Regions from separate parts of the Homo sapiens genome. Here region 1 is linked to region 2. A link is a loop called in an ENCODE intact Hi-C map of the cell type or tissue named here. Cell type or tissue: MCF 10A. All regions are shown on one strand. Each heading gives the region's core, and the rest is flanking DNA. Links, peaks and the distances in the headings are about the cores only.

Region 1 (8,355 bases), core at 107-8,106, 76 kb after region 2:
TGACAAACTCAGTTATCTGAAAGACATATACAGGCTGCCCAGGTCTTGCAATCTATTACCACATAGCATAATGCTGTCTACATTGACTGGGCCAGAAATACTTCATTTCACTAGATCACAATCTTATAAGACAGACTTGTCATTTTAATTTGTCACTCTTTGTCTCCTATATCTCATTGAAGTCTCATCTCTTAGCCAAGTGCCATAGGCTACTTCTCTTAGAAAAAAAAATCCCATCACACTGAATAAAAAGAGGAAAGTCAGTAAGAGAAAGTTTGTGTCTAAAGACGCTACTATAGATTCCATTCCCACAGGCATAGCAGGTGGTATAAATACAATCTAAACTGAGACAGAAAAATGAATTGTTGCTTCTATTTCCTGTCTCCAGAGTCTCTGGGAATGTTATATCTTCTTCTTCTACACAGCTATTGATTTCATCAATAGCTTATCATCCACAGAGCAAAGAGGAAGGGGAAAAAGGAAATAAGAGTATAGGAGGGCTAACGTCTGATATGTGGTCTGAGCCTGAAAAAAAAAAGTGTAGCAATTTTGAATTAATAAGGACAAAAGTCTACCTACTCTAGATATTCTTCCTGTTGATGTAAAAAATAGGTCATTATTTTTTTTATCAAACTTCCAACCGTTATCAAGAAGTGGCATACAAATATGAGGCACTTTTATTAAGCATTTGTGGTATTCAATAAACACAATATAAATATCTTACTGCATTCCACTGGCTCATTTCTCCATTCCCCTTCATGTAAAGTTAATTTAATTTTTTCCTGATCAATAATACCCTTCTTTCCTTTTTTATGCTTTGGAACAGCAATCATGGGTCCCCGCTGAGATTCCTATAACTCTTTAAAAGCATCAGTTGGTTTCACCACCAGAGAACTGGAGATAGCACTATCTGTATGTTTAACATACATTCCTTTCATCAAAATTCTTTACTTCCATTGGGCTTTACTTGAAGATATTTTGCCTTCATATGAGGGATTTAATTCATGACAGCATTTGCCAATTTTTTTCTGCAGTGGAGAAGATGATTACAGAATGAGTACTTATTCCTCTGTCCCACTAGGCTTTCTTTTCCTCCTCTTCCCCTGCGTGATTCACTGCTTGGCCAGTGAACTCCCACACATTCAGCAAAGAAACAAGACTTCCAACATTACTGGAGACACCTGGGAATATGGCAGGGCTGTTAAAACTGGCTGGCCATTTTCTCTAAGACTAAAAAAAACCCTCCAAAAACAAGACACATCCTCAAAATAAATCAAAGTAACAGCAACAAAAAAATGATGTCTAATTTTTAAACTATCTGTCTAAAGTCTTTGTGCCATCCCTTACATTTCTTCATACCTCACTGAGAAACTCTTATATGGAGCTATAAAAATGAATAAAAATTAATGTGAAATGAAATGACTTAATGTCTGTGTGAATGCCCGCTAATAGTTTCATAAAATATTAATGAAAAGTACATATTTAAAGCATAATTTAAGAACTAAAACCTAATATTAGAATAATATGTATTTAATTGTTCAGATGCCTTTCATATATGTGCTACTTGTCTTAAACTATATGCTTTTAGAGGTTAAAGACCACATATGTTTAACCAGTTCTGCATGCCATTAGGTGCAGGTAAGATGCATAAAAAGGGCTTTTAGGTGATGATCTGATACTAAAATTAAAAGTGTGTGTATTAACCTAAAGAGAAAATGAGTAAAATAATGAGTAAAGAGAAAATGAGTAAAATTAGTAAAACAGAGCTGGATATTAAAGACCAGAAAACAGGATTTGTTTCTAGCTATCCTCAGGAGCAAAGTTTTTTGGTTTCAGTGCTTCCTCTAGCTTATTGTCGTTCTCTCACTCTGCATCTGCTAGTACTGCAGCATTACTGAGGCCTCCTCTAATTTATACTTTTAGAATATTGCATGAGAAAATACTGTTATAGCAAGTTTTACCCTACAAGGATGCAAAAAACAAAATTAATAAATTGAATATTTAATATAAGTATGCACAGGGAGACATTAAACAAATGTTTCTTGATAAAGATAGCTACATATCTGCATGTTCACCTGCTCAAAGAACTATAGAAGCATCAGGAAAAACTAGAATATGAACCATGTTTCTAACAAATGATAGAATCAATGCATTGTACAAAAATGTAAGCTGAAAAAAGAACATAAAATTTAAGTTTTCAAATTTCTTTTACAGCACATATTATTCATTTATCAAATGAATCTGTTCAGGTGAAAATGATGACATAAACAATGAGCATCATACAATATAGAAAACAAAACAAAGTAAGTGAGTAGTCATCAAAATTCTGGATCATAAAATTGTAGAATGAAGGACTTAGGTTTTTTCCCTAGTATATGGTAAGACCTCACTTAATGTCTTTGATAGGTTATTGGAAACTGCTACTTTAGGCAAAATGATTATAATGAAACCAATTTTACCATAGCCTAATTGATAAAAATGAGAGTTCAGTTCCTATAGCATATTTCTGGTCACAAAAACATCACTGAACTTCTAAAGACCCAAAACACTGCCAAGATTGAACACTGAAATAAATGTGAGCTACATATACATTTAAGAAAGATTAATAAAAAAAGTAAGACAATTACCCAATTTATGGTGAATCAGTGAGTGACGATAGTAATAGTGGTAGTGAGCTGAATCAAGGAATAAATGTTTGCGTCCCCAGAAAAGACACAAACAGACATGGGGAGAAGCCAAAACTCCACACAGACTGTGGCCCGCAGAGAATCCATCTTTCTCTCATCAACATTACAATGAAATGATGGTGAACTAAATGACGTTATTGCAAAACCTGTGTAGTATACATTTGTTTAAATAAGTGCCATAGGTAATATCAGTGTTCATTTGTAATGGATTTATTGAGATAAGTAATTTACATACCATAATAGTCACCTATATAAATGTACAATTTAATGATATCGGTATATTATTTATGCAGATGTACAAACATCACCAAAATCCAGTTTTAGAACATTTCTACTGCCCAAAAAGTTCCCTTGTGCCTCGTATGCAGTTAATCCTTACTCTCGTGCCCAAGTTCTAGGCAACCAATGATGTGCTTTTGTTTAAATATGCCTTTTCTAGACATTTTAAATAACTGGGATCATATAATACGCAGTCTTTTGCATTTGGCTTTTTTTACTGAGCATAATGGTTTTGATGGTCATGTATCAGTAGCTCATTCCTTTTAATTGCTAAATAAGATTGCATTGTACACATACACCACATTTTATCCATTTATTAGTTAGTGGACATTTGGATTGTTTCTACACTTTAGTACTAAAGAATAATGTTGTCATGAACACTTGTGTACATATCTTTGTGTGGGAGTATATTTTCATTTCTCTTGGGTAGACTCCTAGGAAATGTATTTCTGTTTCATATGCTAAATTAATGTTTACTTTCTAAAAAACTGCCAAAAGGTTTTCTGAAGTGCCTGAGGCATTTTACATTCCTACCAGCAATATGTGAGAATTCCAGTTTCTTCATATCTTTGCCACCACTTGACATTGTGTGTCTGTTGGATTACAGCCATTTGAATGGATGTGTCATAATCTCTCACTGTGGTTTTACTTTGCGTTTTTCTTATGACTAAAGATGTTGAGCATCTTTTGATGTAATGTATGCTATTCACATGTTTTCTTTGGTGGAATTTCTATTAATATATTTTGCCTTTTAAAAATTGTGTTGTATGTCTTCCTTTAATTGAGTTGTAAGAGTTCTTTACATATTCTAGATACAATTACTTTATCAGGCACATGACTTGCCAAATTATCTCCCGGTCTGTGACTTGTCTTTTTATTTTCTTAATCATGTTTTTTGAAACACAGTTTTGAACTTTGGTGATTTCAATATATCATTATTTTATTTTATTATGGATCATGCTTTTTGCATATCTAAGGATGCATAACCCAAAGTTATGAGGGTGTTTGTTCCATATTTTTTTCTATTTTTTTAGAGGTTTTATAGTTTTTACTCATTTAGATCTGAAGTCTATTTTTAATTAATTGTGGTGGTGTTAGAAGGAGTCAAAGTTTTTTTAAGTTATTAATTAACACATGTGGATATCCAATTGTCCCAGCACTACTTTTTTAAAAGGCTATCCTTTTCCCATTGACTCTTTTTGTCATCTTTATTGAGTTCTCTTTATTTGTAAACTCTAAATTCTGTTGCATTATCTATCTTCCTTTCCTTGTGCCAGTACTACACTGTCTTATATGGTTTTAATAAGTTTTTAAACCAGGTATTGTTGTTTTCTAACTTTGTTCTTTTTAAAAGTTATTTTGAGGCAGGGAATGGTGGTTCACACCTGTAACTCCAGAGCTTTGAGAGGCTGAGGCAGGAGGATCACTTGAGGCCAGGAGTTCAAGACCAGCCTGGGCAACAAATCAAGACTCTGTCTTTACAAAAAAGATTTTAAAAATTAGCTAGCCATGGTGGCACACACCTGAGTGCCAGCTACTCAAGGGTCTAAGGTGAGAGGATCACTTCAGCTCAGGAGTTTAAGTCTGCAGTGAGTTATAATAAATCATACCATTGGCCGGGCAAGGTGGCTCACACCTGTAATCCCAGCACTTTGGGAGGCTGAGGCGGGCAAATCACGAGGTCAGGAGATCGAGACCATCCTGGCTAACACGGTGAAACCCCGTCTCTACTAAAAATACAAAAAACACAAATTAGCCAGGCGTGGTGGCGGGCGCCTGTAGTCCCAGCTACTCTGGAGGCTGAGGCAGGAGAATGGCGTGAACCCGAGAGGCGCAGCTTGCAGCGAGCCGAGATCGCGCCACTGCACTCCAGCCTAGGCAACAGAGTGAGACTCCGTCTCTAAATAAATAAATCATACCACTACACGCCATCATGGGTGATAAGGAGAGACTTCAATTTTTAAAAAGTTTTTAACTACACTAGCACTTTTATTTTTCATACAAATTTTAGGATCAGCTTGACGATTTCTATCAAAAGAGTTTGCTGGCATGTAATAGGAATTACAAAAAGTTTCGAGATCAATTGGGAGAGAGTCGTCATCTTCACAGTATTGAGACTCAATCAATGAACATGGGAAAATCTCTCCAGTTATACCAGTCTCCTTTAATATTTCTCAACAATGTTTTATAGTTTCTAGTATATAAGTCTCTAATGGAGAATTACATTGAATAGATTATATATTTATATATATATTATATATATTTATATAAATATAAATGCGACAAATATGTGTGGATTCTTTAGGATTTTCTGCATAGCAGATAACATCTGCAAATAAAGCCAGTTTTACTGTTTCCTTTAAACTTTGTATGTTTTAATTTATTTCATTTTTTTCTCATCTTATTGCACTAGCTAGAACCTCCAGTACAATGTTAAATAGAAGTGGTGAAAAAGTGGACGTCCTGGATTTGTTTACACTTGTAGAAGGAAAGCATTTTGTCTTTTACCATTCAGAATAATGGTAGCTGTATGGTTTTTTAGATGCTATTTCTCATTTTATAAAGTTCCCATCTATTACTAGTTTGTTGAGCGGTTTTATACACATAGCTGATGGTTTGTTAAATGCTTTTCTCCCTCAGTTTATTTGATCATGTGCTATTACTTTTTTAGTCTGTTAATATGGGGAATTACATTGAATAGATTTTTAATATTGACTATTAAAATATTGCAGTTGGAAAAAATAATACAAAGAGGTTTCTTTTACCCTTTGTGTAATTCCACCAATGGTAACATCTTACAAAAGTAAATTACAGTACCACAACTAGAATATTGGCACTGATACAATCCACTTATCTTATTCAGATTTCTGCAATTTTAGTTGTTTTTATTTATGTGTGTGTTTGCATGTGTAGATGTTCAGTTCTATACAATTTCAACACATGTAAGTTTGTATTATCAAGCATCACGGTCAAGATGCAGAAGAGTTTAATCACAAGGGTCCCTTGAGTTACCCTTTTATAATCACACTCAATCTCCTCCTTCCTCCCATTATGCCCTAACCCTTGGCAACTCATACTCTGTTCTCTATTTCTGAAATTTTAACTTTTCAAAGTGTTACATGAATGGAATGAATAAATTACGCAATCTTTTGTAATCGCCTTTTTTACTCAGCATAAATTTCCAAAATTCATCCATATTGTTGTAGTTCATTCCCTTTTATCTGAGTAGTATTCCATGGTAGATATGTACCTCAGTCTGTTTAACTATTCACTCTTTGAAAGAAATATGGGTTGTTTTCAGTTTGGGGCTTACATGAATAAGACTGCTAAGAACATTCATATACAAGTGCTTGTATAAACATAGGTTTTTATTTTTCCAAGAAAAACACCAAGACAGCATTTTTCAGTTCAGTAATTGTATGTTTAAAGAAATTGCCCAGGAGAATGGCATGAACCCCAGAGGCGGAGCTTGCAGTGAGCCTAGATCGCGCCACTGCATTCCAGCCTGGGTGGGCGACAGAGCGAGACTCCGTCTGAAAAAAAAACACAAAACAACAACAACAACAAAACAAACAAACAAAAAACAAAAAGAAAGAAATTGCCAAACTGTTATCCAAAATGCTTTGTGAATATTTTCTTCCAGTCTGCAGTTGTCTTCTAAACCTAACGGAATCTTTCAGAAAGCAAGCTTTTAATTTTTATGAAATCCAACTCATCAATCTATTTTTTTTTTATGAATAGTAGTTTTGATGTCAAGGCTAAGAACTCATTACCTTGCCCTAGGTCCTGAAAATTTTCTGCTTTATTTTCCTAAAGGTTTTACAGTTTTAAATCTGAGAGTCTGTGAGATATTTTGGGCTAATTGTTGTAAAAATTATAAAGTTTAGAACAAAAATTGGGAGATTTTTCTATGGAGTTTCAATTGCTCCAGCATCAAATGTTTAAATGGGTACCATTCTCCACTGAGCCAAATTGCATTTTAAACTTCTGTTGTTTTCTACCACTTCAGTCAAAAAACTCTGAATAATTTCAATAGTTATCATTATTGAGGTTTATTTATTTATTTATTGTTTAGGTTTATATATGAGGATATTGTATATTTTGTACCTGTTCTACAGATACTTGAAAAGAATATATATTCTGCTGTTTTTAAATGGGCATTTTCTATAAATGGCAATTAGATCCTATTGGTTGATGGTATTATTGAATTCTGTATCATTACTGATTTTTATCTCTCAGTTTTCTATTTGTTGAGAAGAGTGTTGAAATCTCGAGCTATTATTGTGAATGTGGTTATTTCCCCTTTCAGTTTTATCTCTTTGCTTCACACATACTCCTCTGTTGTTTGGTGCATTCACATTAAGGAATACTATGTTTTCTTTATTTTAACTTTTGTTTTCTTTTTAATTTTACTTTAAGTTCTGGGATACATGTGCTGAACATGCAGGTTCATATATAGACACATAGGTATACATGTGCATGGTGGTTTGCTGCACCTATCAACCCGTCATCTGGGTTTTAAGTTCCACATGCATTAGGTGTTTGTCCTAATGCTCTCTCTCCTTTTACACCCTACCCCCCGACAGGCCCCAGTGTGTGATGTTCCCCTCCCTGTGCCATGAGTTCTCATTGTTCAACTCCCAATTACGAGTGAGAACATGTGGTGTTTGGTTTTCTGTTCCTGTGTTAGTTTGCTGATAATGATGGCTTCCAGCTTTATCCATGTCTCTGCAAAGGGCATAATCTCATTCTTTTTTATGGCTGAATAGTATTCCATGGTATATTTGTGCCACATTTTCTTTATCCAGTCTATCATTAATGGGCATTTGGGTTGGTTCCAAGTCTTTGCTATTGTAAATAGTGCTGCAATAAACATATGTGTGCATGTGTCTTTATAGTAGAATGATTTATAATACTTTGGGTATATACCCATTAGTGGGATTGTTGGGTCAAATGGGATTTCTGGTTCTATATCCTTGAAGAATCACCACACTGTCTTGAGCGCCTAGAAAACTCTGTTTTCTTAATAAATTGACCCTTTGTCATTATCAAATATTTACCTATCCCAGATAATTTGCCTTGTTTTGAAATCTGCTATATCAAAACAAGTAATATAGCTACTCCTATTTTCTTTGGATTAATCTTTACATGATGTGTCTTTTTTTTTTTTTTTTAGTTTTAAGCTATTTATACCATTATATTGGAAAGAATATTATTTTAGATATGGTCTCAATTATTTTCACAATTTACACTTAATGTAACTACATTCGATGGTTTTATAAATTTTGCTTACATCATCTAACAGAATTCAGAACATTTAAGAAGAGTAAAAGAATATGTCATATTTATGCATATTTTTGTTCTATCTGTTGTATTCTTCTTTCTTCCT
Region 2 (8,355 bases), core at 56-8,055:
GGAGGAAGAAAAAAGACTGAGAGAGATCAGGCCTAATGAACCTTTCCTGAAGTCAATGGGAATGGGGAAGTGGTGCCTCAGAGAGCAAGACCATACCCAAACAAAGCAGGGATAAAGTGGATCAGCCACAGTGTCACCAAATTTATCAAGAGTTCAAAAACTAGCAAATCAAAATCTGCAGGAAGAAGAAATTCTCGTGCAAAGCCATACACTATGTTATTATCAAGATGAAGATATGACAGTAAACATGCTACACACATATGTGAGACCAAACAGGCATGCACGCACACACACACACATACACGTTTTTGATGCTCACTCAGAAAAATCTAAGGATAGATTGTATTATATGGAATAGTGATATTCTATCTTTACGGAAAAGGGAATTTAGTTATGTAGTTTCTTTTTACTTCTATGACTGAAAAAGCTGAAAATGATGAAATGCTTTATACTATTATGAAGGAGTTAACAATAAAACCAGCAGGTCATTGATACCTTTCTTTCCTGGAAAATGCTTGGGAATCAAGTTACAGAAAATGCGGGGCTTGGAAGTTACCTCAGGAGAACAGAAACTGAAGGAAACCTGGGCAATGTGAGTAAAATATCTCTGTATTTACTGTAAGTGTGAAGTAAATGGATGCGTTCACCAGGAGCCAGCTGAAACAACCTTACTTCCTGTGGCAATCTTGATTATTGGAAATTGCCAACATACCACAAGCAATTTTAATTAGAGGAAACGTATCTTCTTGTCATACTTCATTTGTAAGCAAATGCTTTTTTTAACGAATATAGCATTATGACTGAGTAAATTAACTCCTGGTTACATTTGTATTGTATAGTTAAAAAAAAAAATTGACCATTTGACTCCCCAGACACTTACTCTACAAAGCATGACTCATTGTGGAAATAAAATGTCTTTTCCTTTCTTTCTTTACTAAAAATCAACTTCCTTTCTTAATTGTTTCTCTAAGTCTTTATACCTGACTCAACATTGAGCAGGCCAAGAACGACACATTTTCTTTTACAAACTAGAATTAAAATATTCTCTTTTAGAAACCTCCTAATACCAAAAAGTGTGTTCCAAATACTCATACACAATGTTGCATCATTAATGTCGCGTGTAAATCTACTGCAGGACATGATAAAAGTAGCAGGCCCAGTCATGTAGAGGGGAAGGATGCTTTGGCTTGTTGTCGTAATGCATTTTAGCAATTTGCCAGGCCTCAGAACACTGGTTTACACTTTCTGTACCACAGCATTTTCCTCTAAATTCCTATTTGATTTTTTTTTTTTTTTGGTTTGCTCATTTTTATGAAGAACGTTCTAAAGTCACCTATACAGTCACCTATTTTTTTTACCACTGGTGTAATAATGTTTACTGTTTTATTATGATATTCTAGGCCTCTGCTCACTTCTTAATTGATACTCTCACTGTGGTTATAGTAGCATGTTGTACAGTGCCAGGAGTCAATATTAGCTGAGTAAGCGAGGAAATAAATGAAATGCATTTGATGCTATTCTGGGGACAACTAATAATCTTTACTAGCAAAAAAAAGTTAGAGCAATGATCTATCATATTAACTAGATTATTAAGGTTCTGACATGAAGGTGTTATTCATAAAATATAGTTGTAATTTTAGGGGAAGAGAGCAGTATGGAATGGTGGAAAAACCACAGACCATAGAGTCATAAAAAGTCTGTTTAAATTCATGTTTAATTTCTATAACCTCTTGGGCAACTTACAGAACTTCTCTGAGCTTTAGGTTTTTCTCCTATAAAATAGGGATTAAAAAAATCTACCTTGCTGGGCTTTAATGAGAATTAGAAATAATATGTGGAAGATGCTTGGATGTTGAACATAGAAGCCACCAAATTAAGGATAGCTATTGTCATCACTATTTTTCTTAGCAAATTTTCAACAACTGATTTATTAATCTACCTTTCCATTTTTAAATTCAATTATTTCAGATATTATTTAGACATTTAAACAGTAGGTAGCTACAAAAGGATATTTGATATCCATTTTCCTAAGATCTAGGTATTCTTTTAGCCTCCAAAGTATAAAGGCCCTTATGATGAATACCAACCCCTATTCTTGACTACCTCTGCACTTTCACTGTGTGAATGCAATCTTTGTAAATGTTAATTATTATGAACTACAGCTAATGGAATGATTACTTGTAAAAGGCATAAATGAATACTTGGGACTTGATTTAGTCATTATGCACTTCTCTTGCTACATGCAGATATGGATAGAAAGACTTTATTTTTAAAAGATGGAAGATGGAATAGTATCAAAACATAGAAATTGATTTTAGAAAGCCATTGGAACCCAGGGGTGTATGTAGAAAAAGGCATTGCCTGCGTTGTAGGTTATGATGTTCTGACACCTACAAGCATCTGACATAGCTGACTTTTTAAAAAGTGGTGCTTAAAAGAGTTGGTATGGAACATAAGTAGATAATGCAAATATGTTAGCGACCCCTACCAACAGTTGCAATTATGCAAATTTTAAAACCTTCATCTTTTATAATTAGGTGTAGTGGACTTATGTAGTTAACTTCTCCACTGGCTAGCTCAGATTCTCTAATCTGTTGAACAGCTTTTCCCCTAAAAATAATGCACCTCAAATAGCCAAAAATATGCATTCTGCAAAAGAATGACAATATTTATGATGAAAAGGAAAGACATGACATCCTGAATAATTGTTAGTGACAAATTTCTTGTTTGTGATTTAAGAAATGTGCTTTTATAAAAACCGAGATTCTCTGACAATAATTAAGCATACTGTTGAATTGGTCATAGGAGGATGAAATTTTAATTAATATACTTAAATTCTGGAAATAAAAAAAATTTTGACTGAGTGCTAGAAGGGAAGAAGGCTGCCTATAGTAAAATTTATATAGAAACTAAAATTATCCTTATTAGGTAGATAATTTGCTTGTAGTTAATTACTTTTGAATACTTGAATCTCATTATGCATAGTAGTGAGTATACAGAACTCAATATCATTATCAGCACATAACACAACTATGTGAAATACAGTTTTTAGTAGAGTTATACATATGTTATATATATAAATTATACATACACTTGGAAAACTTTTGTTAAAATTTACATATAATTATAAATATATAAAATTATATATACATATGGCATATTAACCAAATACACTAAATCTTTTGTTTCATTACAATAGAGACTCCAGATGTCTGTTAGTATAGCTAAGTTTTGAATTAAAAAGTTATACTAATTTGAATAAGTTAAAATCTGAGCGATTTGCTTTCATTTTAGTGACAGGCCTAGTGTATTGGTAAACTACACTCGAGATAGGTTACATATGCTATGTTAATTTTCTAATTAAATGTCAGGCTGTACTTAAGGACATAAAGGTTATTTAACAGGAGGAAAAGGAAAAATACAAAAAGCCAATTTTAGCTTATTTTCCCATAAATGAATCAGCCATCGAAATAAGACAGGATAGGGAAAAACGGATACCATGATTTTCTAGAGAGAAAAAATATTCAATCCAAAGCATCCCAAGACATGTAGGGCTTAAGTAAAGTCTGGATAGTAGCTTTAGAAATAGGGCTTGTATTTTATTATCTAAATATTCTTTCCTAAGCATTTTATCTACCAGCTTTCTAGGGACTAATGGAAGGTGATCCAATTTGACTGGTGGAAACTGTAATCACCTGTTAGTTTAAATAATAAAGGCTTAGAGATAATAAAAGGACTTGAAATTTAGATATGATCAGTTTCTATTTCAATGATTCTCAAAAAATTGAATTCACAATTTTTTTCATTAAAACATCCATCATTTCTACCCATTTAAAAATAGGTATAAAAATATATAAACTTCTCAATACAAATTAACTTCAGTGTTATATTAGAATGTGCACACCATAGTCATTACTATCTTTGATTACAATTACTTCAAAACATCATATTTTGTTTGGCTTTACCCTTAGATTCAGTACAGAATCCATCTCTTCCCCAATACCTCTTTTCATGGTATGAATACATTAACCACATTCTAGTAGGGAAACAGTGCATTAATTTGCAACAAAGTGAACAAAACAGTTAGGAAACAAGAATTATTTTAAATACTTTTTTCCTTCATATTTCAGTACTTCAGTTGACTAATTTTAAATTAGGACAAAATAACCCATATTTCTTCTGCATGTCATTTGGCATGAGGAAGAAATATTAGGTTTTGAAATCAATGCAAAACACAAAACAGAAGAACTGGGTCATCAACACAAGGTGGCACTGTGGACCAGTCTCTTAGGAGGAAGTTTGTATTTAAGCATTTTCTCTCTTATTTCTCCAAGACTGATGATTTATATAATTCAGCCTTCCTAATTTTGCCTTTAGGTTTTTTGTTTTTGTTTTTTTTACAAATCTAGTAATGAGATGGGGAATGGAATTATTTTCTCAATTTAAAGAAAAATGCAAATTTTGAGCTCACAATGGGTATTTTTATATAATTAGTTATAATAAAACCCCTAGGTACTGTACTGTATTGACAACTGAATACATATATGGTTACCACTTTTCTCCAAGAGGGACAACTTGCTGTTTTCTTTCATCATATCATGAAAAGGCTCCTCTCCTCTACTGACAGCTATCTCCCTATCATGATTTGCCTAGGATCTGATTTCTTGCTGCTTTAGTTTCTCATACACACTATTATAAGAATCTTTTTACTTATAGCCCATTTTCATGTTGCCATTATTTTGATCAAGTATTTTCTTTCAATCAGGTATCTTCAGTGGACATCTTTTTAAGCATTAGTTTAAATGTAAATTCTTACAATACTTAACTCCAACCCTATCTTAATTTCAAGGCACTGGTGTGCATGCACTCATGTGCACACATACAACACGCAGCTACTATTTCTCATTTGTCTACCCAGGCAAGTCCCATTATCTGTTCTTTAAAAATATTATGAGAATTCCTGTCAGTTATAAGGCCCTTTTCCTAACACTTACTATGTCATTCCCCCAACCCAGGCCATTGTTCACTGGTGTCAATCAGCTTCTTTAAATTTCTCCACAAGGCCCAGCTTTTTGAATAAGACTAAACCCATATTCCACCAGCATATGAGCCTACATTTTGTGGCACATGTATAAAAACTACACTTACATGATGAAATAATCAGAAAATATTTAATGATAGACTATTACTTACAAGGCATGATCTCCAATTAATGCAGCCTCTTCTTCTTCTCTCAGGAATATTTTGTGTTTTCCAATCATATCAAGCATGTGGTGTAATACATATATTTAGCACTTGACACAAGTTCAGGGAATAAATGCATAAGCCCAATTTTCCAATAGCATAAGACTATTAATACTGACACACATGCCACACACACACAAACGTAAACGTATATGATATATATGCAAAAATTTGTTAAAATAATGAAATACTTATAAACTGACACAAATAAAAGTACACATATATTATGCAAGTTTTAAAGGTAAATATGTTTAAAGGCAGAGCATAAGAGTCAATATTGTCATTTAACAGTACTCAACAAAATGCAGAATTAGATACAGATCTAGTGGAATGAGCCTCCTGATTTCATTTCTGCTGTTCAAACGATGAGGACAGCAACTACAGATAATAGTTCAACTAGTAAATGCAGAATATTTAAGATAATACACACTCAAATTTATATAAAAAACTGCATAATTAGCACATATACACCTGAAAAGTTTTGGATGTAACCTTTTAATATTATAGATTCAAAAGTCAGATGTCCATGTACAGTGTTTCTTTCAAAAATTTAATTATTGAATTACAGAAAATTATATTTTAAGATAGGAACATTTTCCACTCTCATATTCCATGAAATAATTTTATTTAAATACTTAGCAGGCATCATTGAGACCGGTTTCTTTTTTATCAATTGAGTCATATCTTTGTCATGTAGAAAGATTTCCCAGGAAGATTTACCTTGACTTTTTGATATATTATACGACAGTTTTTGAATCAATATATGATACTGTCACTGGAACTTTTGTCCCAAGTTACAAGTACCCATTTTCATAACACTAGGAGAGTTTCAGATTTTGTTGTTGTAGTAGATGTTATTTTTGCCTGTTTGTTTTTTCAGTAATGTATCTTAATAATCTATGATCTCCACAATGTAATCAGTCACTATCTTGCTTTATAAAGTGATCTATAATCTATTAATAACATAACCAGCAGGTTTTAGTTCAGGTATAAAGAGTTAACCTGTATTTGACTCATTTAAAAAAATTATATAGATTATAGGTAACTTCTAATAATTCGAAACTAACATTGGTGACAATTATTTCTGGCTTGTTCGCCTTCTCCAAACAGACTTTGCGAGAACTCAATTATAAGATGTGTTTCTCTCTTCTTAGGGAAAATTTTTGGGAAAAACTACATTCCAAAAGGAACTGCATGCAGTTCATGTTGGCTGAAATTGAAGTTCAGTTGAATATTAGATAGATGTCACATAGATAGATAGTATATATAGCAGATATGCTATTTATTTGCAGCAACCTGAAAATATGAAAATAGGTGGGGCTATATATGTAAACAAAGAAGTTGAGCTACTAATATAATAGTGATTCCATGCACTTACTCTGGAATCAGCCAGCCTGGGTTTGAATCCCACCTCTACTATTTACTGCTATGTGATCTTGAGCAAATTGTTACTTGCTGTGAGCCTCAGGAGTAATATTAATGTTTCTTTGATAGAGTGATTTTAAAGGTCATATAAGCTGATTTTGCAAAACATCTAGCTATTGGCTAATGCCTGGTTCATACTGAGTGCTGCAAAAGTGTGTTTTAAAACAAACAAACGACAACAACAAAACGCAAAACGAAGAAACAGACAATGCAATAATCTTTTATTTGTACATGTGTTTTTCTGTTTCTTTTTTTTTCTTAATTCTGTGTAGTAGAGAAGATGTCTAACTGTGGAGACTGTTAAAGAATGATCTTCCTTACTTTTATATGCACTGTATTATTGCTTCGTGTATTTTAGATCTTGCTCTCTTTTCATGTATTAATTTCTAAAACTTTTACCTTTTTTAGTCACCTGGCCATTTTCCTAATGTAGCTTTATATTCAGTTTGCTGTTTGGGGTATTTTATCTTTTTCTGTTTGTCAACTTAAAGTAGTTAGTTTCTCACATTAAATTCTAACATGTAGCTTAATTGAAAAAGGCACATCAACCTGGCATGTTATGAACTATTTAACAATTTAGTAAATATTAATTTAAATATTTTTAAATTGAATGAATGCATAATTCTGAGTCTGTTTAACTTAAATAATCATTAACTTAGAATATTTTAAAATTCTGCTTAAATTCATTTTAAGGCTATTTTTAAATTTTTTGGAAAAATGTTAAACTTTATTTTACTTAAATAATGTAATAATAAGACTTTTATTTTATAGTGTTCATACTAATTATCTATTGCTATATTATAAATTATCACAAACTTGGAAGCTTGAAAAAACACCTATTTGTTAGCTTATGGTTCTTTTCTTGTTAGGAAATCTTAGTTTGTCTATTTGGGTTTTACAAATGTGATGTTATGGGATACATATAAATAGTAAAATGGTTATTATAGTGAAGCAAACATATCTGTCATCTCACATAGTTATCTTTTTTGTATTAAGAGCAGCTAAAATCTACTTATTTAACAAAAATCCCTAATACAATACTTTAGACCTTGTGTTGCACATTAGATTTGCAAACTTGTTCATTGTACATACCTTCCTTTTGTTATTCTTTACCCAACATTTTACCCAACATTTTCCCATTTCTTCTCCTCCCACTCCATGGTAACCACTGTTTCATTCTCTCCATGTAAATGGTCTTTAAAAAAATATACATTTTCTAAGCCAGGCGCGGTGGCTCAAGCCTGTAATCCCAGCACTTTGGGAGGCCGAGGCAGGCGGATCATGAGGTCAGGAGATCGAGACCATCCTGGCTAACATGGTGAAACCCCGTCTCTACTAAAAATACAAAAAATTAGCCGGGCGTGGTGGCGGGCGCCTGTAGTCCCAGCTACTCGGGAGGCTGAGGCAGGAGAATGGCATGAACCCGGGAGGTGGAGCTTGCAGTGAGCCGTGATCGTGCCACTGCACTCCAGCCTGGGTGACAGAGCAAGACTCTGTCTCAAAAAAAGAAAAAAAAAAAAAAAAAAAAAAAATATATATATATATATATATATATATATATTTTCCACATGTAAGTAAGATCATGCAACATTTTTCTTTTTGTGTCTTGCTTATTTCACTTACCATAATGTCTTCCAGGCCCATCTGTGTTTGTGACAGACAGCAGGATCTCCCTTTTTTTAAGGT

The links. Peaks named below come from ENCODE experiments on the same cell type or tissue, not always from the same donor. Only the 100,000 strongest peaks of a DNase experiment are listed, where the experiment ranks them.
Region 1: a loop joins it to region 2, with 4 times the contacts of the local background. A loop is called at or near these places in 2 of 110 quality-filtered maps.

The regions. Positions count from the first base shown.
Region 1 is chr2:163,263,471-163,271,825 of GRCh38, forward strand. All of the region lies in intron 1 of LOC105373727 (a long non-coding RNA gene), which reads left to right. Among named protein-coding and RNA genes, the nearest start is that of KCNH7, 430 kb to the left of the region's middle. In MCF 10A, for the core only: no CTCF peak of the experiment used is centred there; a DNase peak (open chromatin) is centred at 3,551.
Region 2 is chr2:163,187,319-163,195,673 of GRCh38, forward strand. No RefSeq gene overlaps it. Among named protein-coding and RNA genes, the nearest start is that of KCNH7, 350 kb to the left of the region's middle. In MCF 10A, for the core only: a CTCF peak has its summit at 4,266 (motif pointing right); a DNase peak (open chromatin) is centred at 4,273.